2 separate regions of the Homo sapiens genome follow, and region 2 is linked to region 1. Evidence: read pairs that join two places in POLR2A ChIA-PET (ENCODE). Cell type or tissue: GM12878. All regions are shown on one strand. Links, peaks and the distances in the headings refer to the core of each region. The heading gives the core; the rest is flanking DNA.

Evidence for each region. Peaks named below come from ENCODE experiments on the same cell type or tissue, not always from the same donor. Only the 100,000 strongest peaks of a DNase experiment are listed, where the experiment ranks them.
Region 2: POLR2A ChIA-PET joins it to region 1 with 6 read pairs; 4 of 35 experiments call an interaction of 5 or more read pairs at or near these places.

The regions. Positions count from the first base shown.
Region 1 is chr12:118,302,779-118,318,488 of GRCh38, forward strand. The region is part of intron 1 of TAOK3 (TAO kinase 3); the gene reads right to left. Among named protein-coding and RNA genes, the nearest start is that of TAOK3, 62 kb to the right of the region's middle. RefSeq lists an enhancer at 5,421-5,520. In GM12878, for the core only: no CTCF peak of the experiment used is centred there; a DNase peak (open chromatin) is centred at 9,973; H3K4me3 peaks cover 489 bases; H3K27ac peaks cover 2,500 bases.
Region 2 is chr12:118,157,284-118,172,993 of GRCh38, forward strand. TAOK3 (TAO kinase 3) reads right to left here. Exons shown (of 21, transcript NM_016281.4): 17 at 15,174-15,377; 18 at 4,505-4,744; 19 at 2,863-3,075. Among named protein-coding and RNA genes, the nearest start is that of PEBP1, 29 kb to the left of the region's middle. RefSeq lists a silencer at 9,613-9,662 and an enhancer at 9,903-10,012. In GM12878, for the core only: no CTCF peak of the experiment used is centred there; a DNase peak (open chromatin) is centred at 9,818; H3K27ac peaks cover 1,329 bases.

The sequences.
Region 1 (15,710 bases), core at 8,913-11,412:
GAACAGACAGATTTTCCTTAACTATGATGACCTCTCAAAATATTTGGAAAACACAGCATTTTTTTTCTACAAGTGAAAATTCCAATATCACGACTACCATTTTGTAAACTTCATAAATGCACACAGATCTCAGGGGAAGATGAGTGGAACCGTGCACTATTCTATCTTCAGTACCACCACTCCATTTTGACTCTACCAAAAAACCAAATATACTACTAAACACCCACCCAAACAATCAAAATATCAAGACCAGAAAGTGGATAAACAAAGTACCTGACACCACTCTCATTCCTTTACTGAATTCCTTTCACTTATTCTGTCACTAGAGAAGTGGCCCTATTTCAGCTTGGCCCTATTTCAACTTCAGCTTCCATAGATTAATATGATTTTAATAAAAGATGTATTATAAGCCCTATTTACTCTTCTTAAAATTGAAATCAGCCCCCATTCCTTATCCTCCTCCTCTGTTTTTTTGCTTCACAGCATTTGCCACCTTTTAATAAAATAGGTATTTCACTTAATTTGCATATTTTCTCTCTCTCCTTTCTAGCATGTAAACTCTATGAGGACAGGATTTTCAATCTGTTTTGTTCACTGTTGCATCTTCAATGCCTGAAACAATGTTTGGCAGAATGTACGTGTGCAAAGAACACTTGCCAAAAGTCTGAATAAATTAATCAACTCCATTACAATAGAACAATGCTATGAGACATTTCTTTTGCATTGACTTTTATCTGTGCACTGTTTTCGCCATGTTAACGTCCATTTACAAACTTCATATTATGTTCTAAGAATTGGTTTCTCTCTAGGCCATAACTTTCTTGAAGGGGAGCACTGCATATTACTTTTTAATTTTTCCCTTACTGCTCTCATATTTTATTTTTTAGAGATGGAGTTTTGCTCTTGTCACCCAGGCTGGAGTGCAATGGCATGATCTCGGCTCACTGCAACCTCCACCTCCCGGGTTTAAGCAATTCTCCTGCCTCAGCTTCCTGAGTAGCTGGGATTACAGGCACCTGCCAGCATACCCAGCTAATTTTTGTATTTTCAGTAGAGATGGGGTTTCGCCATGTTGGCCAGGCTGGTCTTTAACTCCTGACCTCAGGTGATCCACCTGCCTTGGCCTCCCAAAGTGTTGGGATTACAGGCGTGAGCCACCATGCCTGGTCCCATATTTTAAATACTAATAAATAAAGTTCAGGTAACTTCTCTCTTTACACTCCTGGTCTTGCCCTTCCTTTTGCCTCCCTCATGCCAACAACACTTTGCTGAAGAGAGTCTGGCACTGTTTCAGTGAAGTCATTATCTATACTACTTGGTTATGAGGTGAATGAATAGACTATGGTTTTAAGTTGTTGAAAAGGCAAGCACGTTTTTCAGAAGAAATTCTTTTATGAGTTCCAATGCAATAAAATAGCTCAGTGATTCAACGGGCTGAATTACATTTCATTCACTTAGAGGTAAATTCCACTGAAGAAAACTAAAGAGCACATACTTCCCCCTTTAATTTTGGCTCTCTAGAAATTTCTCATTTAGTGATATTTCTCATACCAAGAACTAGAACCCTCAAAGGTCTCAGGGAAGAGACACAGGCTGTTTGAACTAGGCCGACTACAAAATATATAATATTAACCAAAAAGAAGCCTTCACCAATTGGTGCTGAATTATTAATTACCTCTTCCTAGACTTCTTCGTATGATAACTTGATTATTTCTTCATACCCCAGTTTAGAAAAATTACCATAATTTATGCTTACACTAAGGAAATCCCTAAATATTCTTCAACAACTTTGCATGGTTACAATGTTCTCTTAAAAAAAATGTAATCTGAAATAAGAAGCCACTGATACATATTATCTACACTGCTTTAAGGCTTTTGCTTTTTGAATGTTATATGTGTACAACTTGTATTTCAGTTTGTCCTAATTTGTGATGTTTTTAGCAATTTGTTCAGATAATGTTCCTAAATCTTGATATGAACTAAACTTATGAAAATTGATTGTGCTTATAGGGATGCCAATAATTTCATTAGATATTATAAAATTACAGTTATTCCCTCATTTTCCGTTGCTATGAAAGGCAAATGGCAAAGAGAAACAACACGACACCTGGAGTGAAAAAGATTTATGTTTAAATCCTCTGCTTAAGAGTGTAGTCTTCAGCCTGCTATCTGGAAAAGCAACCATGGTTAAGAACACGGGTTATGATTAAAGTAGAACTGAGTTCAAATCCCAGATCTAATCCTAACTAACCATATGGCAGGTTTCAAATCTAAGGTTCAGTTTCCTCATCTGTACAAAGGACATAATATAATAAATATATCGAGCACAGGATTGTTTATTGTCAGGATTTAATAAGATAGTGTATGTAATGTGTTAAACAAGGTGGCATGCATAGAATAAGCATTCAATAAACTTAACCCGCCGGGTTTGGTGGTTTATGCCTGTAATCCCAACACTTTCGGAGGCTGAGGCGGGAGGATTGTTTGAGGTCAGGAGTTCAAGACCAGCCTGATCAACGTGGTGAAACCCTGTCTCTACTAAAAATACAAAAATTAGCCGGGCATGCATCTGTAATTCTAGCTACTAGGGAGGCTGAAGCAGGAGAATCCCTTTAACCTGGGAGGCGGAGGTTGCAGTGAGCTGAGACTGTGCCACTGCACTCCAGCCTGGGTGACAAAGCAAGACTCTGTCTCAAAAAACAAAAAAATAATAAAAATAAACTTAATCCACTACTACTAACAAATGACATAATTAAATGTGATATTCTATAGAGAACATATATATCAACTGTTAAGTATTTAACTGTTAATTTTTTACTATTTTATGCATGTCAAAAAGTTGGCGGCTGGGCGTGGTGGCTCACGCCTGTAATCTCAGCACTTTAGGAGGCAGAGGTGGGCAGATCACTTGAGGTCAGGAATTCAGACTAGCCTGACCATCATGGTGAAACCCCATCTCTACTAAAAATACAAAAATTAGCAGGGTGTGGTGGCGGGTGCCTGTAATCCCAGCTATTTGGGAGGCTGAGGAAGGAGCATTGCTTGAACCTGGGAGGCAGAGTTTGCATGAGCTGAGATCACGCCACTGCACTCCAGCCTGGGCAACAGCAAACGAGACTCCGTCTCAAAAAAAAAAAAAAAAAAAAAAGTTGGCTCAATTGCCATTCGATTTTCTCCTCTGCTGCTTTGGAGAGGTTAGTCTTCTTCTGTCATAGGATAGAAATCACTTTTCAGATATTTACAAGAGGACACCATGTTTCATAAAATAATAAAGAATGTAGAAAGGATTCTGTGTCATTTTTTCTGGATACTCAGAGTAATTTATTTTCTCTTAAAGCTCGACCACTGCTGGTTTTTGTTTTTTAACTTTTATTTTAGGTTTGGGGCACACATACAAGTTTATTATATAGGTTAACTGGTGTCATGGGGTTTTGGTGTATAGATTATTTTGTCACCCAGGAACTAAGTATAGTACCTGATAGTTGTTTTTTCTGATCCTCTCCCTCCATTTGGAGTTTTCTTATTCTATTCCTATTTACTGCTAACTTTATTTTTTATGTTTTTATTTAATTTTTTTAGAATTTAGATAGGGTCTCACTATGTTGCCCAGGCTAGTGTCGAACTCCTGGGCTCAAGTGATCCTCCTGTCTTGGCCTCCCAAAATACTGGGATTACAGGGGTGAGCCTCCTCACCCAGCTTATAATTTTAATTATTTCAACACTTGGTTTAAATTTTTCTTTTTGACTTATATTCTTCATGATTGTAAATGGATGTGAAACGTTTCATAATTTTTATAAAAATCCATACATGTTTCCCTCAAGTTCTTGAGTCTAAAATTAACATAGATCTGTCCTTACTTTTATTTAGTGGACCTTAATGTTCACTGAAGAAATATTATTGATACTTAGAGTAACTAAGCCACAATGGTAGGTTCCATAGTTAAAAGATAATTTTATATATTGTACTTTGGACTTAAACTAATCATTCAATTGTAAAGTAGTAACATCAAACTTTTGCTCTCAGAGTTTGTTCTGCTTCATCAGTACATTCAAATAGAATGCTCCATAATGAAGAAAATAGTCTATCACTTCATTTGCACTATCCAATAATGGTAGCCATTAACAACATGTGGCTAGTAAGCACTTGAAATGTGGCTAGTGCAACAGAAGAACGGAATTTTTAAGTGTTTAATTTTAATTAATTTTCATTTAAATAGCTCTTTGGCTAGAAACTACAATGTTGGACAACACAGTTCTAGATAGTTCAAAAAACATCAGTAATTATGTGGAAATAGAATAATAATGATTCTCATTACTAAACTATACAGGTTATATCATTGCCTCAGGAATTGCTGACACATCTCTTGACCAATTGTGCAAGAAGCAATGAGGTTTTGAGCACGGTTTTTTACCACTTTATGAATCAACCTTCCCGCCTCCTCTTCCCCCCCCCATCTCTGGAGTCCTCATAGTTTTCTCTTTAAAATCATTTGTAAAACAGAAAGCAAAGCTCTCAGATCTAACCAGTAGTCTAACTCTGACCTTAGGCTCCCACGGGAATTCAATTATTTTTGTTGGCCTAACCTCTAAGGGATGATGGATTTGCTATCTCTGTGTCCTCCTTCTTCCCTGACTCCCCCTCCCACCCTCACATCTTCTCCTCTAACTAGTCACATTTAGTTAGTTTCTTGACCTGCTGCCTTTGTTTTAAACAGGAATGAAAGAGAACCATAACTGGAAACAGAAACTGTTGCATTCAGTTATTAGGTCGCAATGGGAAAAATGAGGCTGTGTATGTATAAGTGTTTTTGCAGGGTTTAGGATAGCAGCTGCAGCTACCCCTTCTTTCCTTCCACTGCTAGACAAATTTCCAAGCACTTGATACTAGAGTTCTACCACTAGCTAGCCAGCTAGAGGTCTCGGTATCCTCTATGAACTGTTAATGAAGTTCCGGAAGTTCTTTCCTTAAAAAACAAAAGTTCTGAATGCTGACTCTCTAACCACGGAAATGGTATCTTATTACTAAAACACTAAAAATGTTAAGCTGCATACTGCTCCAATGAGTAGTCTGTAGACTTGTTACCATCTGTACTGGCCATAGCGAAAAAGGGTTTGACACTACATGATAGTTACTGGTACTTGTTCCCAATAGCTGCTTAAAATAAGCTGTTGGCAAGTTTGACTACTTTTTTTTTTTTTTTACATTTAAAAAATAACAACATTAAACAGTTATATCTGTAAATGTAAGAAGGTTAAGGCATTCTAAGTCACAGGATGGGATAGGAGGTAGGCACAAGATACAGGTCATAAAGACCTTGCTGATAAAACAGGTTGCAGTAAAGAAGCCGGCCAAAACCCACCAAAACCAAGATGGCAATGAGAATGACCTCTGGTCGTCCTCACTGCTATACTCCCACCAATGCCATGACAGTTTACAGATGCCACGGCAACATCAGGAAGTTACCCTATATGGTCTAAAAAGGGGAAGCATGAATAATAGACCCTTTGTTTAGCATATCATCAAGAAATAACCATAAAACTGGGCAACCAGCAACCCCCCGGGGCTGCTCTGTCTGTGGAGTAGCCATTCTTTTATGCCTTTACTTTCTTAATAAACTTGCTTTCACTTAAAAAAAAAATTAAACATTTACATTTGTATAAAGTACTTTCACATACCTAACCAAATTCAATTATTTTAACAACCCAGTAAGGCAGGAAAATCAGTTATTATTATTCTGATTTTTATGAGTGTCATCTGACTCCTAGGATAGCAGCATGTTTCCCAGTATACCAGTACTTCTACCTGGCAAGGGTGCTGCCCAAAAATGGTCTTGGGAGAATGTAGACGGTGTAGAAAAGTCTGTAATTTGGCCGGGCGCGGTGGCTCACACCTGTAATGGCAGCATTTTGGGAGGCCGAGGCAGGTGGATTACCTGAGGTCAGGAGTTTGAGACCAGCCTGACTAACATGGTAAAACCCTGTCTCTACTAAAAATACAAAAATTAGCCAGGCGTGGTGGCACATGCCTGTAATCCCAGCTACTTGGGAGGCTGAGGCAGGAGACTCGTTTGAACCCAGGAGGCGGAGGTTGCAGTGACCTGAGATCGCACCACTGCACTCCAGCCTGGGGAACAGCAGCGAAACTCTGTCTCCAAAAAAAAAAAAAAAAAAAAAAAAAAAAGCCTGTATGGTTGTAATTAATTGAGCACTCAAATTTAGTTCTTAAAACATTTTCTTTCCCCTCTTTGAATTATATTATTTTAAATGTCACTGGGCACGGTGGCTCACGCCTGTAATCCCAGCACTTTGGGAGGCCAAGGAGGGCGGGTCACCTGAGGTCAGGAGTTCGAGACCAGCCTGGCCAACGTGGCGAAACCCCATCTCTACTACAAATACAAAAATAAGCTGGGCGTGGTGCTGCATGTCTGTAATCCCAGCTACTTGGGAGGCTGAGGCAGGAAGAATTGCTTGAACCCAGAGGTAGAGGTTGCAATGAGCCGAGCTCGGGCCACTGCATTGCAGCCTGGGCAACAGAGTGAGACTGTCTCCAAAAAAAAAAAAAAAAAAAGCCAACCTTCTAGGGTAGATTTTGTAAAAACCAAATTATGGACATCCTAAGTTCTCAGATGTACAAATGAGTTACAGCTCTAAGTTGCATCTCTTCAATTTTATTTCTTGAAACAACTGCCCTCCTCCCTGCAAATCTACCCTCCCTTCTTGGCTCAAATGGTGGTTTTCTTTCCTTTTTTTTTTTGAGATGAAGTCTTGCTCTTATCCCCCAGGCTGGAGTGCAATGGCACGATCTTGGCTCACTGCAACCTCCGCCTTCCGGGTTCAAGAGATTCTCCTGCCTCACCCTCCCGAGTAGCTGGGATTACAGGCGCCTGCCACCACGCCTGGCTAATTTTTGTATTTTTAGTAGAGATGGGGTTTCACCATGTTGGCCAGGCTGGTCTCAAACTCCTGACCTCAGGTGATCTGCCCGCCTCAGCCTCCCAAAGTGCTGAGATTACAGGCCTGAGTCATCAGGCCCCGCCACATGGTGGTTTTCTTTATCTTCCTCCTGGCTATGTGCTGGGTAGCAGATTATCCACAATTATTATTGTAGCTCAAAAACCTGAGTTTTCCTGTTTCTCTTCTTTTACCATTTTCTTATTCTTTCCCCCCATAGGCAACTCCCTCCCTTCTCATAATTAGCTTAAGACCTTAATGTTGGCTGGGTGTGGTGGCTCACACCTGTAATCACAGCATTTTGGGAGGCTGAGGCAGGCAGATCGCTTGAGCCCAGGAGTTTGAGGCCACAAGATCAGCCTGAATAACATGGCAAAACCCAATTTCTACAATAAAATATAAAAATTAGCTGGGCATAGTGGCGTGCACCTGTGGTCCCTGCTACTTGGAAGGCTGAGGTGGGAGGATTCCTTGAGTCAGGGAGATGGAGGTTGCAGTGAGCCGTGATCGTGCCACTGCACTCAACCTCTACAACAGAGTGAGATTACAGAGTGAGACTGTGTCTCATAAATAAATGAACAAATAAATAAGACAGACCTTAATGTTTTCTAACAAGGTGGTTTTGATATTTGGTGAGCTATGTATAGACTCTTCTGAAATGTGAAATATGTATGTCTTCAAACATATAAACAAGGTAAGTTCTTCACACACTATGAAGCTTCATAAAAGGTTCCATTTAAATTTGTATCTTGGCAAAATTATTGAACTTGGGGAGTATCCCTAAACTGTTAAATCAGCAATATTACATCTGTTCCAAACTGGTATCTCATTTTTCTTGGAGTTCACAGAAAACAAAAAATAAGGCAACATAAAAATTATCCAGAGTTTTGCTTGGACAGATTTCTATTATCTGCCCATTTAATATATAATATCTATTTGATATAATTTATTAAATGTTTATAATCATCCTTCTATTATATAAATAGGTTTACCACATCTGCTTGGTGATGTTGGTAGCTTTTTTCTTCTGTTATAAGGGAGAATATGGAGGAAGGATTTAAAGTACAGGAGGTCAAATGGAGTCAAGAATGTGTAAACCGTGTAGTGTAGATAGCCTTAATATATTCTGGACTTAGAGTTTTAGGGCAGTGGGAAAACTAATCACATTCATAAGACATTTTGCAACTACATTATTCCCCCACAAATAATAGTTATTTTAATCTATATCCACAAATAATAGTTACTGGCTATATCTACAAAGTTTGTGTAGATATCTACAGATTCTATGACCCTACAGTGTTTCATAGGTATTCATGTAGCACTTTTAAAGTACAATTAATGAACTGTGTCCAGCAAAGGTTTATACTGGCCTTTCCTTCAAAATTAATGAAATAAAACTGTACATTGTTGTCTCAGTAAAAATAAAGGCACAAAGAATTCACAAATAGGGGCCGGGCATGGTGGCTCATGCCTGTAATCCCACCACCTTGGGAGACCGAGGCAGGTGGATCACCTGAGGTCAGGAGTTCGAGACCAGCCTAACAAACATGGTGAAACCCTGTCTTTACTAAAAATACAAAAATTAGCTGGGTGTGGTAGTGGGCACCTGTAATCCCAGCTACTTGGGAGGCTGAGGCAGGAGAATCGCTTGAACTTGGGAGGCAGAGGTTGCAGTAAGCCAAGGTTGTGCCATTGCACTCCAGCCTGGGTGACAGAGAGAGACTCTGTCTCAGAAAAAAAGAAAAAAAAGAAAGAGCTCACAAATAAGTTTGTTATAAGGATTTTCACCATGAGATAGGGAAAACTCTTATTAGCCTGAAACATGGCCTTTGGCCCTTCCTCATAGGAATCCCAAGAGACAAAGAATAAGTCTCATTTAGAGTTGAATAATTTTTTTTTTTTAAAAACAGCATTAGATCTATGTAAAGATAGTATTTAAAAACCAAACAAAACTAAGAAATGGGAAAAAGAAATGGCAGGTGAAGAACTCTTTTCAGAGAATAAAAGTTGTCATATAGCAATGGATGCTGTGTCAGAACATACTGCCAATAAACTTTAAGAAAAAAGGAACTCAATGAAGTTACTGTTATATAAAACAGGAGCTCACAGCAGGGATGTAAGAGTTAATGGAAGATATCGTGAGCCAAAACAGGGAATAAAACATGATTTGGCAGAAGTCAAGAGAGATGTGGGGAGAAAAATAAAACCACTAATGAAATGAAGCTGGCAAGAAGCAGCACAAAGAACTGGCAATGGTGGAGACGTGGTAAGGGACATGGGTGGAGAATTGAGGAAAGTAGCAAAACAACAGCACCTTGAATAAAGTTTTTAAAAACTAGAGTAAATTATAGATTTGAAAGATAATATATTCAAAATCAGTTTCCTTGAAAAATAGAAATATAATTGTAAATCTATAATTTTAAAAAACTTTCTACAAATGAAAATAAACTTGAAGCTACAGACTGAAAAGGCACACAGAAGCCAGGGGAAACAGGCACAGAATAATTAAACATTGAGACATAGCTTTATTAAGCTACTAAATTCCAAAGATTAAAATAAGGGCTTGACATTAAAAAAAAATCTAGTCCCTTAATTTAAGACTACTTTAAAGCCTATAGAAAAAATATGGCTAAATTATATAAGCAAGTGTAATTCTGAAAATAAACAATGCTAAGATTTTAGATAATAGTTACCCATAATGTTCCTATAACCTGTAACTAACCATACCTTGGACAACTAAAATAAATTAAGATTTTTCTTGGTCTGGGGAAGTAGACGGTAGCAAGGGATGTTTCTTGAAATTACTTATTAAAGGCTTATTACTAATATCTAATTCAATAAGCATCACAACCTACAAATGTTTTATAATAGAATTATTCACAAAATCCACAAAACAGCTTATGTTAGCCTGATTTTACACATGAAGAAATGAAAGCAAAGCTAAAGGAAATTAATTGTCCACAGTTGCATGTTGAATCATCAGAAACAGGAGAGTATCACTTCTAGTACAATTTTTTGTTTGTCTTTAACAGGTTTTGTCACTACCTTGCACTCTGACATTATTTTTGGCTACTGAGTAACACCGATCTTAACTAGAGGCCTGTAGTATCATGATCTAACACAACAAAACTATAATGAGTGTTGAAAGACTGTGGAGAAAAAAATAAATTTGGGGAAACATAACAGATGTGAATTCCATCAATCAAAAATGCTTATCTGCTGGTGAGGCTCTATTCTGCTGAGCCCTGTATTAAAATCTGGAGTGAAAATAAAACTGAACCCAAAATCCCTAACACTAAAGACGGAAAAATGCAGAAAAGAGGCTAAATAGCTATTTTAAAAGAGTTAAAAGCAAACAAAATGAAATCTTTAAAAACTGAAAATTTAAAAATCATATATAAAGAGACAGCTATCCAACTAGAGATAATGCTAGATCCTAGTAGGACAGTCAGGCAAGACATTACAGAAGACAGACATTTTCAGCTCTATTACAAGGAAAGAGAATGGCTGTTTCTTTTCTTTTCTCTTCTTTTTTATTTTTTATTTTATTTTATCTTTTTTTTTGAGACCGAGTTTTTGCTCTGTTGTCCAGGCTGGAGTGCAATGGCATGATCTTGGCTCACTGCAACCTCCGCCTCCTGGGTTCAAGTGATTCTCCTGCCTCAGCCTCCCAAGTAGCTGGGATTACAGGCATCTGCCACCACACTTGGCTAATTTTTGTATTTTTAGTAGAAATGAGGTTTCACCACATTGGCCAGGCTGGTCTCAAACTCCTGACCTCAGGTGATCCACCTGTTTCAGCCTCCCAAAATGCTAAGATTACAGGCGTAGCCACCGCATAGGCTGAGAAAGGCTGTTTCTTATAACTTCAACTAAGACTGGGACCCTCTAATATTTAAAAGGGTTTTATTTTGTCAAAAGTAACCTCATGGTAAGGTTGTATCAGACACTTGAATAGTAAGCTTTTACATTACAGAAATGACTAAACTGTCCAGTAATCTAAGGCTAAAATTTAGGGAAAAGAAAATCAAATCTATATTAAAGAATAACCAGAAGAACTTCTTATGTAAAAATCAAACTGGAATAAGTAATTATGGATTTATCTTACTTGGCGACTGAGTCAAAGAAGTTAATTTATCCTCATTGCCATTAAAGTTGTCTTTGCTCTTTTGCACAGTATAGTATTTCTCAAATTGTTCTCCTTGCCATGCCTCTAATCCTGCCTGCCTTTCTCTGGAAGTAATATAATGCAAGAGCCCACTAGTGAAGAGAAAGCCTAAGAAGGAAGTTTTAGGCCCTTCCAAGCCCACAAAATGCAAACCTTTTAACAGTGACATTTTAATTTCCATCACAGTACACACTACCTATGTATCTTCTAGAACAGTAACTGCATATTTGCCTAGGATTTCCTGAAATTAACGTTACAGGAAGCCTCCAACTTGCAAAAGAGTTGGGTCCCAAAAGTTCACTTCTAAGCTAAGTATCTGTAACTCTGAATATGTTTTTACCCAAAATCAATGTTTCATATGGAATTTAGGTTTTCAGGTTTGTCCACAAAGGGTTTGTCCCTAAAGCAAATTCAATATCTTATTTTGCATTTTAAAATATCTTTTAAAAATACTATTGAGATACAACTAATTATGCAAATCAAAAAATATTGAGTAATAACTCTAAAACAATATCGTGAATTAAGATGGAGTGCATAAAAATGACATGGTAAATGGAGACTTGAGGATATCCTGAACTTAACTTTTGGATTACTTGAGGATTTTGGGAACTAGTGACATTAGTTCTTTATTAGATCTAATGTGATTTTAAAATGTATGACTCTTATTTCTCTTGAAATACAATAAATCATTAGCACTAAAACCACAGAACATCCAAGGTTGGAAAAGACTTCAGAGATCATATTCAATCTGACCTTAATTTGGAGATGGAGAAATTGAGACTCATATGGATGGACTAACCTGACATAAGTTATCCAACTAATTAGTTCCGGAGCTGATATCCCATCCTGTATCTTTTCCACCATAACAATGCTTATCAATTATTATCAAGACCAGGTTTTTGCTCAGAATAAGGTGAAAAAAATTACTACAACCATTTTATCAGCATAATTTAGCACTATCTAGTGAAGTTGAAGATGCGCATGACTATTGCATGGGCACATGAAGGAGTTTTTGTTTCTTTTTCTTTTTCTTTTTTTTTTTTAAGATGTAGTCTCACTCTATGGCCCCGGCTGGAGTGAGTGCGTGCAGTGGCAAGATCTAAGCTGGCTGCAACCTCCGCCTCCCACATACAAGCAATTCTCCTGTCTCAGCCTCCCGACTAGCTGGGATTACAGGCATGTGCCACCACCCCTGGCTAACTTTTATACTTTTAGTAGAGATGGGGTTTCACCATGTTGGTCATGGTGAACTCCTGACCTCAAGTGATCTGCCCGCCTTGGACTCCCAAAGTGCTGGGATTACAGGCGTGAGCCACCACACCCAGCAGAAAATTTTTCATAATGGTAAAAAATGAGTAATGTATTAAACATCCATCGGTGGGGAAAAGGATAACTGATATAATCATGTGATGTAATGCCATGTTGTAGTTTAAATCAATGAGCTAAATATAAATTTATCAATATAGACACATTTCCAAAACACAATAAAGGAAAAACCAAGTTGAAGAATCATATGCAGGATATATTCAAATTTATGCAAATGTTAAAACCCACAAAAATGTATTGTTTGTAGCACACATAAATAAGAGTACAAATGGTAAAAAGAATAATATGCACCACCTTCAGGAGAGTAGATGGATTTGGGGTGGATGGAAAAGAATGGAATTGGAAAGAAGTACAAAGGAGACTCCAAATATATGTTTTTATTTCTTTAAAAAATTAATTCTGAGAGATAGGATCATGGATATTGGTTATATTCTGCAAGTTTGAAATATTTTGTTAACATTTTTAAAAAGAAAATAATCCTCCTCCCCCCAAAAAGGAAAATCTAAAAATGAAAGTGATAGGATTGAATAATTATTTGAAGTAATTATGACAGTGTTGGGAAAGAGGGAATACATATATGCACATGAGAGAAAAAAATTGGTTAGGGTAAAAGGAGGCAAATGCAAGTATAAATGACAAAGGAAAATTGAAACAGATAGTAAATAAAGGAGACTGTGAATTTTGGATCAGATAGTTTTCCAGGCTCACTGTGAGGTAATGGTATGGACTCAAGACAGCTTGGTTGCTGCTGGGATATTTTTACAATGGAAAAAGGAGTAGGGAGGTTATTAGGAGGTACTGATGCCAAGATCCCAAGGGGAATGTAATGAGACATCATGCACATGTGACTTAGAGACTGCCTCTAATTATTTGATTTCTTACATCTCCCTTCAATTTATTCCTAATAATGGGTGTTTCTGCCTTCTTAAATAAATTTATGTGCAGTGTCTGGTTTAAAAATGTTCAAGAAAAGGAATCTAAAAAATGGCCTAATGATCATGGATTTGTTAATGTAAATCTTACCTTTTAACTTCCCTTTAACTGCAGCATACCTGCTACTCATAAGAGTCTGGTTAAATATACTAGCTTACATACTGTCCTACTGAAAGAGCTCCTACTCATTTGGCATACATTATTTTCTTTGGTCTGATTCATAAAAGATAGGATGGTAAAAAAATATTTTGCCTCAAGGACATCATTTTTTTTTTACTCTCTCTTAGAGGTGGGGTCTCGCTCTGTCATCCAGGCTGGAGTGCAGTTGTGCAATCTCGGATCACTGCAGCATCCTACCCTCAGCCTCCTGAGTAGCTGGGAACACAGTCGTGTACCACCCTGCCTGGCTAGATTCTCTCTCTTTTTTTTTTTGATTGTTAATAAAGACAAGCTCTTACAATTTTGTCCAGGCTGGTCTTGAACTTCTGGCTCAAGCAATCCTCCTGGTTCGGCCTCCCAAAGTGCCAGGATTACAGGCATGAGCCATCGTGGCTGGCCAATGACATGATCTTATATCCAGAAAACCCTAAATAACTCACATCTACAAACTACTAGAGCTATTAAATAAATTTAGCAAAGTTCCAGGGTATAAAAATAACAAAATCAGTTGTATTTCTATATACTGGCAATGAACAATCTGAAAAGGAAATTAAGAAAACAATCTATAATAAGAGCAAAAAGAATACTTCAATTATTCCTCCTTGGAATAAATTTAACCAAGGAAGCATAAAAACATGAACAATGAAAACTACAAAACATTGCTGGGGCTGGGCACGGTGGCTCACGCCTGTAATCTCAGCATTTGGGAGGCCAAGGTGGGTGGATTGCTTGAGCTCAGGAGTTCGAGACCAGCCTGGCCAACATGGCGAAGCCCCGTCTCTATTAAAAATACAAAAATTAGCTGGGTGTGGTGGTGCACGCCTGTAACTCCAGCTACTTGGGAGGCTGAGGCAGGAGAATTGCTCGAAACTGTGAGGCAGAAGTTGCAGTGAGCCGAGATTATTGTGCCACTACACTCTGGCCTGGGCAACGAAGTGAAAGTTTGTCTCAAAAAAAAAAAAAAAAAAAAATCGCTGGGAGAATTTTTTTTTTTTTTTTTTTTTAGACAGTCTTGCTCTGTTGCCCAGGCTGGAGTGCAGTGGCGCGATCTTGGCTCACTACAAGCTCCGCCTTCTGGGTTCACGCCATTCTCCTGCCTCAGCCTCCAGAGTAGCTGGGACTACAGGCGCCTGCCACCACGCCAAGCTAATTTTTTGTATTTTTAGTAGAGACGGGTTTCACCGTGTTAGCCAGGATGGTCTCGATCTCCTGACCTCGTGATCCACCTGCCTCGGCCTCCCAAAGTGCTAGGATTACAGGTGTGGGATTACTGCACCCAGCCAGAAATTTTTAAAGACCTAAATAAATAGAAAGACATTATGTGTTCAGGAGCTAGAAAACTTAATATTGTCAAGGTGACAATATGACTCCAAACAATATACAGATCCAATACAATTTGTATCAAAATCCCAATGGTGTTTTGTACAGAAATGGAAAAACCTGTCCTAAAATCCATATGATTTCAAAGGACCCAGAATAGCAAAAATAATCTAAAAAAGACAAACAAACAAAAAAAACAAAAACCAGTTGGAGGACTCACATTTCCTGCAGCTTATTACAAAGCTCAGTAATCAAAACACTGCAGTACTGGCCTAAGGACAGACATATATAGACCAATGGAATAGAACTGACAGCCCAGAAATAAACATTCATATCTACAGCAAATTGATTTTCAACAAGGGTGCCAAGACAACAGGGAAAGGTCAGTCTTTTCACCAAATGGTACTGGGATAACTGGATATCCATAGGCCAAAAAAATGAAGTTGGGCCCTTACTTTATACTATATACAAACAATAACTCAGAATAGATCCGAGACCTAAATAAGATATAAAGCTATAAAACTTTTTTTTTTTTTTTTTTTAGATGGAGTCTTGCTCTGTCACCAGGCTGGAGCGCAATGACGCGATCTTGGCTCACTGCAACCTCCGCCTCCTGGGTTCAAGCGATTCTCCTGCCTTAGCCTCCCAAGTAGCTGGGACTACAGGAACGCACCACCACGCCCAGCTAATTTTTGTATTTTTAGTAAAGACAGGGTTTCACCATGTTGGCCAGGATGGTCTCGATTTCTAGACCTCGTGATCTGCCTGCCTCAGCCTCCCAAAGTGCTGGGATTACAGGTGTGAGCCGCTGCGCCTGGCCACAACTCTTAAATATAGGGACAAATCTGCATGA
Region 2 (15,710 bases), core at 8,268-10,767, 150 kb before region 1:
CAGAGTGATGGTTCAAAAACACAAATCTGATGTCACACCCTGCTTAATACCCTCCAGTGGCTTTTCATTGTTTCGGATAAAGACAAAAATTCTTAACAAAGCCTGAAAGCCCCTACGTGACCCAGCCTGTTTACCCCTCCAGTCTTGTTCTCATGTTAGTCCTCTCCTAGTTCCCTACATCCCAAACATAATAGATTTCTGTGAATTCTTCCAAAGTGCCACTGCCTTCCCAATGTTCACACGTTCCTCATGTGTAGGTTCCTCAGCCTACATAGCCATTGTGCCAGGGAGGCCTCTCCTGACTCTCCAGACCAGGTGAGCTCTCCTGCTTTGCAGTCTGTTGGCACCTTGCTCTTGCTCTGACATTACACGGAGTAGACTTTTCCAATGTCTGTTTCCTCCATGCTTCCATAAACTCCATAAAGACGTGATTCATGACTGTCTTATCCACCACTGTATCTCCAGATGCCTGGTACATCACGTAGGCACTCAATGAATACTTGCTGGATGGATGAATAGATGAATGCACTAGCTCCCATCCTCGGCCTAAGAACATGCATGCTTAAGCATCTCCCAACTAACAGAAGTCTTTCTTCAACTCTCTCTCCTTTTGCTAAAGCTCTTGTTCTCTTTTCCTTCATTGATGAGGATCTGGGAAAAGCAGTCTCACTTACCATCTGGATTTCACTTTATAATCCCTCATTCAATGCTCTATAATGTCTCCCAGTCCCACCACTCCACTGATTGTCCGAGACAAGCAATGGACGAATCCAGTGCTAGGTCCAATGAACACCTCAAAGTTTATTCTTCTAATTGATCTCTGCAACATGTGACGCTGTCAGTTAGAAACTCCTGCTCTGGCTCCTGTGACATGCTCTCTTCGGGTTCCCTTCCTGTGTCTCTGATTATTCACTTTTGTTCTACTTCTACCTCAGCCCTCAAATGTTGATGTCTACCAGACTCTGTCCTTAGTTCTTTCCTCTCTAAGAATACCTCCCGTCCCCAGCAGATCTCATCCATTCCTACCAGCCACAAGTGCACACATATAACAATGAAGTCTAGCTTTCTGCCTTTAATCTTGACATCCCTCCTAAACTGCAGGTTTCCATTATCTGTACCTCTCTACCTGGTCACCCACAAAACGCAGACACCAGGTCTACAACTTAGTCAATTATCCTTGCAGGCATCCAAACTCACTCTTTTATTGTTCTAGCTTGGTAAGATAATGACCTATTCTACTCTGTTGTCAAACCTCTCAAATTGGTCACTAAGTTATTTCTATTCTTGCCTCCTAAATATTTCTTAAAACCTTCCCCACTCCTCTCCATCTCCATTAGCATGTTCTCTCATCACCTTTTTCCTGAACTATTATAATGGCTTCCTAACAGGTCTCTTTACCTATATTTGCCACATTTCTGCTAATATCTTTCTGTAACACAAATCTGATCCAGTTATGCTTTCCTTCTTAAAACACGGTTCAACAGCTCTCCATTGCTTACAAAATAACATTCAAACTCCTGGCTTCTGAGGCTCTGACCCTGACTATCCTCCCGCTTTCCCTCAACAAGCATCCTATACTCTTGCCATAGCAATTACTCATTGTTTCTCAAATGTGCCATCCTCTTTCACGTCTCTAAGTCTTTGCATATACTGTATCCTCTGTCAGGAACAACTTTTTCTTTTATGCCTATTTGGTAAACTATTACTCTTTAAGACTCATCTCCTTGGGAAAGCTTCACCGAATTACCAGGCAAGCTCCCATCCCAAGCTCCCTTTATGACCTCTCCATTCTGGGTTCCTGCAATCTTCCTCCTTGAACTTTGGGCTCACACCAAAGTTCTTTCTGTCTCCATATATTTTCCTCTGTTTGAACCTTTGCCTATGTAGGTCCCAGTTTCAAGGAATCGGTTTATGTCAATGAATTCCTTAAAGTTTCTTGGCTCCCTCTAGGAAGATTTCCCTAGACGAGCTTAGTTAGTCCTACTTGTTCTCCCCTAACCCCCAGTACCTCCCATTTCAAATCACTCACTTTTTTTTTTTTTTTTGAGACAGAGTCTTGCTCTGTCACCCAGGCTGGAGTGCAGTGATGTGATCTCAGCTCACTGCAACCTCCACCTCCCGGGTTCAAGTGATTCTCCTGCCTCAGCCTCCTGAGTAGCTGGGACTACAGGTGCCTGCCCAGCTAATTTTTGTACTTTTGGTAGAGATGGGGTTTCACCATGTTGGTCAGCCTGGTTTCGAACTCCTGACCTTGTGATCCACCTGCCTCGGCCTCCCAAAATGCTGGGATTACAGGCGTGAGCCACCGCGCCCGGCCCCACTTACCATGTTTTACTATTACTGCTTAATTATCTGACCACCTGGCTTGACTGACAAATTGTCTGTCTAGCTCATCCTCCACCTCTGAGTCCAGCAGAGTGCTGAACACTGATGCTTAATAAAAGTTTATTGCATGAGTGTGTCTGTGTATCTGTCTTCCTCACTTGACTGTGGGCTCCCTAAGGGCAGGGACTCTTATTCATTTGTGCCTGATATTAGTTGCGGGGAGGGCAGTCAGTAAAATCTTTCATAAATGAACACATGGTATCATATGTGGTATCTATCACATTTGCCCTCAAAGTCCCTATGTGCCACAGGTCTGATGTGGCATGTCACTCCTTGAGTTCCATCTTATAAGACACTCCAGCAAGTATCCACATTGGCTTGGCTTTATTCAACGTCGTCCTTTCCTCAGTCCTTTGGGCAGAAAAACATCAATATCCTAAATTTGTGCAAGAATCATCTTGGGAACAACAGGCTGGATCTTGGATTTTCTTGATTCCCAAAGCTCTCGAAGCCGTGGCACCAAACCTAACCACTTACCGCTTGAGAGGCCATCATTTCATTTATACTCTGTTCATACTGCTCTGCCAAAATGGCAAGTTTTCTTGTCTGCTCATCTTTCAGTGTCTTTAAGATTGTTTTGTGCTCATTCTTTGGAGTAACTTCCAACTGGTGATTCTTGAGTGCTTTATACTGTTTGGTCTGTACTTTGCAAGTGTCCTGAAACTGTTTTTTAATTTGCATTTCCATGGCCTGGGTAGAAAAAGTGACAAAGGAAAAATAAAGGCACATCAGTAAATACAGAAAGCCTTCTACCATAATGATATAATACAAGTGCTGAGAGCGTCTGTTTTTTGGTGCAGTGACTCACATTGCTAATCAATAAAAATCAAGCAGTATGTATGACACAGACAAAAGTTAACTCTACCTGTACTTTTGGTTTTATATTGAATGACTATAAGTAATTTTGAATTTACAAATGGGGTCAAAGAAAATATGGACTGTTACAAGGGGATGACAACTCTAAGCAGATTGAGCGATACTATGAAGCTTAGCTTGTTGAAAGAGTGGCAACTCTTTTCATGCTTTCCTAGTCAGACACTTCAGTGTCTTCCATTGTTCATTGTTTTTCCCCCCTTTTTTTTTGTTTCTGTGTTTCACCCTGTTTTCAAGTGAGACAGGGGATAGCATTATATAAGCCAGCTCTCACTGCTCTGGTTTATAGCAATTTCTTATCAACTCCATAAAGGAGAGTATATGGATGGTACCTTATATCCTAACGCATTTCTACTGGATTTCAGCGTAAACTGAGAGAGAAAAGTGATTTAGAATTTTTTTCCCCATTAAGAGGTTGTGCTTGCATGTAGCAATATAAAATATGCATTTGGGCAAAGAGAAGGTAGAGTATATTATTTTGAGCCCAGAAGGCATTCCATCAGGTTGCCCCACAGTCATGTGTGCACTTCACGAACACTCTGAGGACTTATGGTGATAGAAATCATTGCTTAGCTTAGAATTTGACTGAAGAGACGCATAGCCAGTGTGATCCAGGTTGGCCTCATATCTGTGGCAACACTGACAACGTCCTCCCGGATATATAGCAATGGCTTAGTACACAGAGCTTGTTAATTAGCAGTCAGCTAAAATTAGCTGGAGGCAGTGAGGGCTACAGGAGTTCCTCCACATCTCTGCATCTCTAGTGCAGAAGTGGTAAATGCCTGGCACTTATAGATTCATTCCTGATGACCATGACAGACATCACTAATAAATGACACTCTTTCCTCCTAAGCTTGGATGTGGCTTTAGAGTCTTTCTCAATACAGCAGTGCTCAAAGTACCTAACACCAATAGAACTTCCTTATTTCCTGGGATTAAAACCATAAACTGCTATTAGTCCAGTTTTGAAGATGGCAGGTCATGAAGTGCTCAGAGAAATTCCATAATGGATATGATGACAAATTGATAGATAATGTAGTATAATAATAGTTTCCAAACCAGCTTGCCCAACATCTCCTTTTCAGGAGCTTAAATATAGACTCTGTGCTTTGCAACTGGAGATTCTGATACAATAGGTGTGGGGTGCAGAAATTTGTGATTCTGAAAAGTTGCTCAGGTGACTCTGACACTTCAGGTAGAGAAACCACTGATCTGGTCCAACACTGTCCAGCAGCACAAATCTTACCTTTAAGTTTTTTGGCTGTTGCCGAAGTTCCATGACATGCTTTCTGTGCAGTTCTCTTTCTCGCCTCTTATTGTACTCCAGCTGGTTTTCCAGTTCCGTCTGGTGCTGTAAACGGATCAGATCCATGCGTAGCTTCTGTAACGTGTGCAGCTGCCTGTACTCTAGCTCTCGGGTGGACTCGTCGTGCCGGATTAGCATGGCATGCTCCATCTCCTTCTGGGTCCTCTTTTTATTTAGTTCCTGCGTCCAGGAACAAAAGATAAACGGAGAGAGGTGAATGGAGATGAACTGGAAGGAATGCACAACTAAGTGAGGGAGGGCAAGGAATGGCACTGCTAACCATCTCTTAATTAAACCCATTAGTGTTTGGCAGCAGGACTTAATGAGATTAAATTAACAATCTCTTCAGGTTTAGGTTCTGTTCCTGGGTCCACCACTTACAAAATGGGCAACTTCACAGCAATCACTACTGTACTCTCTGTAAAATGGGATTAATTCTACCTGACTCTCTCTTACCTCACAGAGCTGCTGTGAACCTTAGTTAGGTGATGTGCTATGCATAGGTCTACATAAATGTTTCTTCAGTGAAGCTAGTGGTCCTACACCCTGACGGCCCATAAAAATCATGTGAGGAAACTTTTCAAACATAAGATGCTTGAATCTCACAGGGTGAAATTCTTATAACTGTCTGGGGTGGGAGCCTGATGTCAGTATTGGGAAGAGTTCTCCAGGTGGTGCCAATAAGCAATCAAGATTGAGAATTAAACTGATAATATCTGCAATGTTCTTAGCTTTCTGGGAAATACTCTGTTTTTGCATGAATCAGAGGTAGGCCAATTGTCTATTTTTTAAAATCTCAGAGTTCAAGGCATGTTGGGGAAAAAAAAACAGATGAGATCTCTCCCCTTTCATCTTCTGCATTACAGTCTGTTTGATCATTTATAGATCTAATCACTCTGTTCTTTTCCGTTCTACTCATGTCTTTCTTTCTTCCTTTTCTTTCTTTCTTTCTTTGGTATTGAAGGAGGAAAGGAAAGCAAACTAGAAAAAAGGGGAAGTTGGGTGAAATCTTTTCATTCCTCAATTGAAGAATATTTCCTAAATAGCACTATATATGAAGATCAGAACAATGTGCTCTCAGTACATAAAAATATTTATTAAACCATGACTTCTGTCCTCAACTCACTGACACTCCAACAGGGAAGTGCACTAGACATTTATTGAAGTATATGCTCTGCTCAAAGCTCACTGAATCAGATTTAGATACGTGGCCCAACCTGGGTCAATTTATTTTCTCTACTCGGAATTTGGAATTGATATTCAGAACCAGTTAATCTCTATGTGTGGCTGGAATTAAGGCATATAAAAACCACATATGTGGTAGTCATCTGCTGCTATGAGGGCTGAGGATTAGAGAAAGCTGGGCTTCAGATCAAGAAGAAAGGAAAAGAAAGAAGTGCAGGGAATATACTGATGCCTAAGTTACTTACTGCTTCTGAGCCCTCCAGTAGGTCTAGCTGTATTACTGCTATTCGATTTTATAAGACATTCCTGTATTTCTATAGTAATTTCCCTGGTTTTGGCTTAAGCTAGCTGAAATAAATTTCAGTTAACATGCAAACAAAAAAATCTTAATTAATACAGGGACATACTTTTTTTTTGGGGGGGGTGGGGGTAGAGATGGGGTCTCACTATGTTGCCCAGGTTGGTCTCGGACTCCTGGACTCAAGTGATCCTCCCATCTCAACCTCCCAAAATGCTGTGATTATAGGCATGAGCCACCCCACCATGCCCAGCCAGGAAATAAGTTTTACGTCCAAATTAAAAAAAAAAAAAGAGAGAGAGCAATGTTGGATAAGTGATGAATGCTATAAAAGGGGTAAAGATTTTATGCTATAAGATTTCTGAAAAGGGTGGTATTATTATTACTATTATTTTGAGACAGAGTATTGCTCTTGTTGCCCAGTGCAATGGAGTGCAATGGTGTGACTTCGGCTCACAGCAACCTCCGCCTCCCAGGTTCAAGCAATTCTCCTGCCTCAACCTCCAGAGTAGCTTGGACTACAGGCACATGCCACCACGCCTGGCTAACTTTTGTATTTTTAGTAGAGATGGAGTTTCTCCATGTTGGTCAGGCTGGTCTCGAACTCCCGATCTCAGGTGATCTGCCCGCCTTGGCCTCTCAAAGTGGTAGGATTACAGGCGTGAGCCACCGTGCCCGACCTAGCAGTATTACTATTAAGAAGGTCAAGGAGCCTGGGGCGGTGGCTCACGCCTGCAATCCCAGCACTTTGGGAGGCCGAGGCGGGTGGATCACGAGGTCAGGAGATCGAGACCATCCTGGCTAACATGGTGAAACCCCGTCTCCACTTAAAAATACAAAAAAAAAATTAGCCGGGCCTGGTGGCGGGCACCTGTAGTCCCAGCTACTCGGAAGGCTGAGGCAGGAGAATGGCGTGAACCCGGGAGGCGTAGCTTGCAGGGAGCCAAGATCGCGCCACTGCACTCCAGCCTGGGGGACAGAGCGAGACTCCGTCTCAAAAAAAACAGAAAAACAACAACGAAACAAACAAACAAACAAAAGAACGTCAAGGAAAGGAGAAAGCTTTTGAGCTGTACTTTATTTATACTTATTTATTAAATTTTTGAGACGGAGTTTCTACTTTGTTGCCCAGGCTGGAGTGCAATGGTGCGATCTTGGCTTGCTGCAACCTCCGCCTCCAGGGTTCAAGCAATTCTCCCGCCTCAGCCTCCCGAGTAGCTGGGATTACAGGTGCCCACCACCACGCCTGGCTAATTTTTGTATTTTTAGTATAGATGGGGTTTCACCATGTTGGCCAGGCTGTTCTCAAACTCCTGACCGCAGGTGATCCACCCGCCTCGGCCTTTCAAAGTGCTGGGACTACAGGCGTGAGCCACCATGCCCCAGCCTCAGCTGTACTTTAAATTAGAACAATAGAGGGCCTCTCTTCTCTGATGGCATCCACTATAGGAGAAAATGCAAATTATTTATTTTAATAGATATCATCGATAACATTTTTATACTGGCGTGGTTGGAAATATCTTGCACACTTGGGCTCCCTATTGATTGAAGAGAAATCCTTTTAATAGCACAGCATCTAGTACTAGAGTACAGTCACTAATCATTCACTTATTCATTCAACAAGTAGTTATTGAGCACCTACTATGTGCTGGGCACTGTTGTAGGAACTAGGGATAGAACAGTGAACATGTACACCCCCTCAGCGACCTTATAAGGAGAAAAAACCCAAAGTATAAATACAATTTAAATTTGTTTTAAGGAATAAAAAATAAGCCCTTAGAGTTATCTCTCTCATCTCCTCCCGTGTTTTCCTTTGTTTTATTTTTCTTCTTTACCTAGACCATCAAATTTCTTTTTTACAAAGCAGTAACTGGCCCGTAGGTGGCACCAAAGGATGGAGAGCCCTTCCCACAGACGAAAGCTCTCCCAGGCCAAGGAAAGCCCTTTAAATGAGGACTTTAATTGAGGTCCAGGAGTCCCAACACCAGGCATTTATTCATCCCACACTTTCCTAAATTGAGAAATGCAAACTGAGCCTGAGTTGCTAAGAGCCCTGAAACTCATGGGCTCTTGACACAAAGCAAAACACACAAAGCAAGCAAACACCTTCAGAAGAAATCAAGTGCTTCTCTTCCTGCTTAATGAAATGCTTCAAGATACTGTCCACAGAATACCTACATCCGAATTACCTGTGTTATAAGGGACTAGTCTCTATAACAAGCTACGCAGCTAATTCTGATATATATGAAAGTTTGAGAATCAATGGAAAAGTGCTAAGGGTGTGAGTCAGTTTCAGCTCCTCTATAAGTCTTATGTATGGCTTGGGGCAAGTCTCTTAATCTGTATTTCAGGTGTAAAATGAGGATAGCAGTACACATTGTGAACTATCGTAGTTGTAAAGATAAAATGAAAGACCATAAGAAAGTGCTTCAGAATACATAAATGTCATTATTTTTCTCTATTCAGAAGGGAATACATGGCATATAATATCTTAAATCTAGTTTTTATAAACTATTAGAAGAGTAAGAAAAACATGATACTGAAATGGCTTTTCTGTTACAAGTTGTTCCCTTCACCTTTAATTTGTACATCTGAGTTGCTGAGGTGTAAGATGGTAAGCTACCTTTAATATTTGAGACATGGGGGAAAAATTATTCACCTTATTATGAGGCCAGTGCTGTGCCTACATAATAATGTTTAATGTGCTTTCCATTTTTAAAAGTTATTCCATACATCTCATTCAATCCAAATTGCCACCCTATGAGGTGATAAGACTGTAAGGATTTCCCCCTTTTATATGTGTTAGTAGGCATTTGGGAGTTGAAGGACTAACATAAAGTTACACAACTTCTATAAAGAGAACTGAGGCTAAAACTCAGGTATTTAGCTTCTCAGCATTTTCCATTAGAAATGTTCCAATAAATGAGGCCAGACGCGGTGGCTCATGCCTATAATCCCAGCACTTTGGGAGGCTGAGACAGGTGGATCAGCTGAGGTCAGGAGTTCGAGATCAGCCTGGCCAACGTGGTTAAACCCTGTCTCTACCAAAAATACAAAATTAGCCAGGTGTGGTGGCACATGCCTGTAATCCCAGCTACTTGGGAGGCTGAGGCAGGAGAATCACTTGAACTCGGGAGGCGGAGGTTGCAGTGAGCTGAGACTGCGCCATTGCATTCCAGCCTGGGCAACAAGAGCGAAACTCCGTCTCAAAAAAAAAAAAAAAAAGTTCTAATAAATGGCATACTTTCCTGTTTTATACTTTTTCAGTCTGTGATAAAATATTTTGAAGAATTCTGCTCTAGCTAGACATGATACAATGGTTACTTTATTTGTACAAATGACACAATATACACACTAGAGCCACATCATGTGCACCTTTAGCTTATACAAATTTAACAAAATGAGCTGAGCAAAAACTAAAAAATCAGTTTTAATGGTACAGATCATTCTGCCCACCCATGTACTCAATGTATGTGTGTGTGTGTATATATATATATACACACACACACACACACATACACACACACACACACACACACACGTATAAGCCCTGGAGGGAGTGTGGGATAAGATACATGCAGCTTCCTTTCCCTCGGTCAATGTCCAGTGTGTTTCAAGCACTCTAACTTCTAATGGAAGTAGTATTGACTTCTTTAAAAGCAGCGGATTTCACTCATGCCAAATTTTTATGCTCAGGCTCACTGAGGTTGAGTAAAAACGAGAATTCTAACTTTTAAATAGAGATGCTGTCAGCCTATGACATTTAATGCCTTCTTAGTTTCAGTTCTTAGTTTCAACACTGGTCAGAAAATGCTGAGTGTCTGTGTGTGTTGGTGATAGAGAAAGAGGCTCAACCCAGTTTCAGTGATCTTCTTGTTTTCACTAATTAAAAGGATTGCTAATACTCAATCCTTTAGGCAAAGACACAGGAAACCAGGCATTCTTGTGCTTTGTTGGTGGGAGTATAAACTCCTTTAGAGAGCAATTTAGTGATATTTATTTTAAAAATTTAGATGTATGCATTCTTTGACCCAGGAATTCCACTTCCGAAAATGTATCCCCCAAAATACTTGTTTACATGTAAAAATATCTATGTACAACAATGTTCTTATATTATTAATAATACTGTAAAACTTCAACAAAATGTCCACCGAGAAGTGTCTCATTAAATAAATGATATTGAGGCCATACAACAAAATACTATTAGATGAAAAAGAATGAAGCAGAGCTGTACGTGCTGGAAGGTAAATGGAAAAAAGAGTTACAAAACAGTGGAGTGGACATCTGTTACTTTTTGTAAGGCTCAGCTTCCATTTTTCCTGCTTCTCTTTATAGGCTCTTTTTTTTTTTTTTCCTTTTTTTGCAAAATGACTCCCCCTTATCTGGAATCAGAGAGAGTGTTGAATAAGGCATAAGCACATGACCCAATCAAGTTATATCTCTCCTAGGAATTTTAATCTCGAACAGAAACGATACAAAGACAAAAAGTGGTTGGAGGAGGTACACTGAAATGGCAGTGCCTGGAGAACTGCACATGAGCCCTTGCTCTCTGTGTCATGGAAGTTGCTTTACCAGCGTGGCTCTTCATGTTTTCCCGCTCAGTTCTTCAGCTCTTTACCTACCTCATATCCTTCCAATAAATTCCTTTTCAGCCTTAAGTCAGCCAGAGTTTATTTCTATTGCTTGCAAATCAAATAATCCTACTGATACAAAAGTAATCTCATTTTTGTAAAGTCATATATAATATAGCTGTACATATGTATATAGAAAAAAACCTAGAAATATACATGCCAAATTAATGGAGACTGTTTGAGGGTAGAGATTGGGTGGAATGGGATTGTCGAAAAGGTGAAGATGGGCTGATGCTGGTCAAATGGTAGAAAGTTCCAGTTATGCAAGACGAATAATTACTGGAGCTCTAATGCACTCACTGCATGGTGATGATAGTTAACAATGTTGTATTACATGCTTGTAATTTGCTAAGAGGACAAGTCCTAAATTAAATCTCCCTACTCAACCCCATGCACACATGCACACAAATGTAACTATGCGGAGGTAATGGATATGTTAGTTAGCTTTCATGTGGTGATTATTTCACAATGTATACATATATCAAAACATCAAGTTGTATACCGTAAATACATACAATTTTTATATGTTGATATCTCAATAAAACTGTTAAAAAGAACTTTCACTACTTAGCTTTATGTGTTTCTGTTTTCGTCTATTTTCAATGTTCTTGAGTTACTTTTGTAAATAAAAAAGCTTTGAACATTTTCATGAAGGTGGGCTCTGGAATAAGACTAAACAAAAGAAAATCTAGACTTTTAAGAAAAATACTCTTACAGAGTTATTTTTTGCTCAACTGGCTAGAACCTAATACTAATGAAGTCACCAATATAGTTTCTATCATTTTTAGGGAGTAATTATCTTCTGTAACTTTTATTGACATGAATTGTCCCCTTAGCCTCAGACTTCCTCCAAATATCTATTATTAGAATAACAATAAATGTTACATGAAAAGACTCCCAAATGACTTATTTCCAACTGGCCATTAGCCTTTTTCATTTTGATTTTTTGACTTCTGACAAACTCAAAATGTGCAGTACTGAATCAGCTTGCTTGCTTTCCTTCCTTCCTTCCTTCCTTCCTTCCTTCCTTCCTTCCTTCCTTTCTTTCTTTCTTTCTTTCTATTTTTTTGAGACAGAGTTTCACTCTTGTTGCCCAGGCTGGAGTGGAATGGCGCGATCTCGGCTCACTGCAACCTCTGCCTCCCAGGTTCAAGTGATTCTCCCTCCTCAGCCTCCCAAGTAGCTGGGATTACAGGCACCCACCACCACACTTGGCTAATTTTTGTATTTTTAGTAGAGACAGAGTTTCACCATGTTGGCCAGGCTGGTCTCGAACTCCTGACCTCAGGTGACCCACCTGCCTTGGCCTCCCAAAGTGCTGGGATTACAGGCGTGAGCCACCACGCCCACCCCCACCCCCCCCCCTTTTTTTTTAAAGACAGTCTCACTCTGTCATCCAGGTTGGAACGCAATGGCATGATCTCAGCTTACTGCAAGCTCTGCCTCCTGGGTTCAAGCCATCCTCCCACCTCAGCCTCCCGAGTAGCTGGGATTACAGGCGCCCACCACCACGCCTGGCTAATTTTTGTAGTACAGATGGGGTTTCACCATGTTGGCCAGGCTGGTCTCGAACTCCTGACCTCAAGTGATCCGCCTGCCTGAGCCTCCCAAAGTGCTGGGATTATAGGTATGAGCCAGCATGCCCGGCCTGAGTCAGCTTCTTACCAAAACCTCTCTTTAATCTCTTCTCTGTTTCTACCACATCTTCATTTCCCCTAGTGTTAAGCCCTAGAAATAATTTTGATTCCATCATCTTTTCTCTCATATCTTTTTTTTTGAGACGGAGTCTCCCTCTGTCACCCAGTCTGGAGTGCAGTGGCGCAATCTCTGCTCACTGCAAGCTCCGCCTCCCGGGTTCACGCCATTCTCCTGCCTCAGCCTCCCGAGTAGCTGGGACTACAGATGCCTGCCACTGCGCCCAGCCAATTTTTTTGAATTTTTAGTAGAGACGGGGTTTCACCATGTTAGCCAGGATGGTCTCCATCTCCCGACCTCGTGATCCGCCCGCCTCGGCTTCCCAAAGTGCTGGGATTACAGGAGTGAGCCACTGCGCCCGGCCTCTCTCGTATCTTAGTATATGTCAAGTCCTGTTTACTTTAAACTTCAAATGGTGTTTTGAATCTACTGCTCTGACAGCCACTACCACCAGCCTTGTCCATATCCTATTTCCTGCTACTAGTCTCTTCTCTCTAATCCTGTGTTTCTCAAGCAGTTTTTTTTTTCATCATTGCCCCTATAAGGAGGCTTTCTAGGCTTTTTCTCCCTTAATTATCCCCATCACTGAAATATTAATACCACAGGTAAACTGTGTATCTGTTTATGCACTGTGGTCCTTTGAAGCTGTAATAAGACCTAGGTCACCGCACCCCAACAGGAACCCACTTTCACCCACTGGGGGCGTTATCACCCCCATTGAGAATCTATGTTCAAATCATTCTGTGTATTACTGTCAATCTGGGCTAATCTCTTTAAAGTACAATTTTAGCCATATCACTGCCCTTCTCAAAAATGTTTAGCAGGCTGGATGTGGTGGCTCATGCCTGTAATCTCCACACTTTGGGAGGCTGAGGCAGGCAGGTCACTTGAGCTCAAGAGTTTGAGACCAACCTGGACAACATGGTAAAACCCCCACCTCTACTAAAAATATAAAAATTAACCGGGCGTGGTGGTGTGTGCCCGTAATCCCAGCTACCTGGGGGGCTGAAGTGGGAGGATCGCTTGAACCTAGGAGGTGGAGGTTGCAGTGAGCTGAGGTTGCGCCACTGTACTCCAGCCTGGGCAACAGAGCGAGACTCTGTCTCCACAAAAAAATGTTCAGCAGCTCACAGCTCTCCCTCTTCCAATAAGACAGCATGCAGAAAGAGCCTGAGCCTGGCCTACATGTGTTCAATACATTTTAGTTTGCTTCACCCTTTTTCCTTCTCATTTCAATGCAGCTCTCTAACAAGGTTCTATCAATTCACTTTTGTATTAACTGTGCTGGAAGTGCTTGTTTCCCTCATGTAGGCTAACACTGGGCTTTTCTCAGACTTTGATACTGTTACCACTGTGCTAGATCATTTATAAAGTTTTCTCTGCTTACTCCAGGTCACAATGATTTTCTGTTGAACACAGTATTCTGTATTCCTCATCTCAGTGAATGCCAGCATATCCATCCAACCTCCCAAATTAGAAACTTGGAAGTCACTTCTGACTTCCTCTTCTGAAATTCCCATATCTATTTGGTAAGGATTAACTATCAGTTCTGAGTAAGAAATGTCACTCAGATCTAATTGCCTCTATCCCCACAGCCTCTTCCAGGCTAGAACTGGAGAAAGAGCATCCTGGCTGACCTCATTGCACTTTGCTTTTCATGACTTCTATCTCTCTATCATACTGAAGCACTAATTCTTTTGTTTGTTTGTTTGTTTGTTTGAGATAAGTCTCACTCTATCACCCAGGCTGGAGTGCAGTGGCACGATCCTGGCTCACTGTAACCTCTGCCTCCTAGGCTCAAGTGATTCTCCTGCCTCAGTCTCCTGAGTAGCTGGGATTATAGGCGTGCACCACCATGCCCAGGTAATTTTTGTATTTTTAGTAGAGACGGGGTTTCACCATGTTGGCCAGGTTGGTCTCAAACTCCTGACCTCAAGTGATCCTTCTGCCTTGGCCTCCCAAAGTGCTGGGATTACAGGCATGAGCCACCATGCCTGGCTGATGCACTAATTCTTCAAAATAAAGAAATGTCTCATCATGTCATTACCCTGCTTAAAAATCTCTCATGGCCACTGCCTTCAGGCTAAAAGTCAAATGCCTTGCCTTAAACAAGGGTCTCTACATTCTGCTTCCAACTAATATTGTTCTGCCCGCCACTCTATATACACAGAACTCTGGTCACACTCATCTTTTCATCAATAGCAGAGTCATCTAAGCCCTCTCATGATTGTATGCCAATGATACTTTATTTCTATGTCTAATATGTCACCTAACATATTGTATTGTAATTAGTCTGTTACATGTTTTTTTCTGCTCTTAGACTCATAGCCATTTGAAGGCAGGGAGTACAGCTTCTTGGTATCCCTGGTGTCTAGCACTCACTCTGAGAGTACTGGATGATGGAATAAATGCACTTAGTTATAGAGCATCATAATGTTACTTAAATGTTTTATGCGGAGTCACAAAAATACAAGTCCTTGACAAGTAGGCTGAAAACAAAAATTCTCGATTCTACTTCTTTTGATTCTTCATTGTGTGATATGGCTTATAACGGGAGTTCAATAAAATTCTATTACATGTATTTAGATGGAGTTGATTCCTTGTTCTGTGAGTGGGCTTCCTCTTATCAATAGTAAGTTCATTCCCTGACTTTTTTTGTATACCTACTCTGTGTTAGCCACTGTGCTAAAAGGCTAGAAAGGCTAGGGATATAGGAATGGACCAGGCAGACATGGTCACAAGCCTCACATAGCATATTGTCTCCTATGTCAATGACAATAGTTACGAGCGTAATAAATACCTCCCGAATGTTCTGCTGCTCCACCTCGTGCCGCTTGATCATTATTTTCCGCTTGAAGAAACGACAATTTTTGTCGTAGTACAGTCTCTGTTGAGTGAGAAGGTGGGCTTCCTCTTCAGCCTGTGTGTGCTGCAAGTTCTCTTTATGTTTGGAGATCCGCTCTTGCTTCTCTTTCTTGGGTGTGCTATGGTCCTCATTCATTTCCTAAAAAGAACAGACAAAAACCAAGCCAGCCTTACTAAATGAAAGGGACTGTAACAGCTTATTGCAACTGAAGATTAAGTTATTTGGAAAGCCAATGCAGATGTAAGCACAGAAAAGCTTAGTGTTGCACATCCTTCCCCCAATTTTTTTTATTTGCTCATTAATTGAGTATTAAGTGAGAGGGACACTTGTGAGTTTCTGTATCTTTGGTTTCTCACTAACAGAAATTATTTGTTCACTCATTCACTCAACACAAACTTAACAAGCTCCTATCATGTGACAGGCAGTGTGCAAGATACAGGACACAAAGGTGAGTAAAAGGCCATGATAACT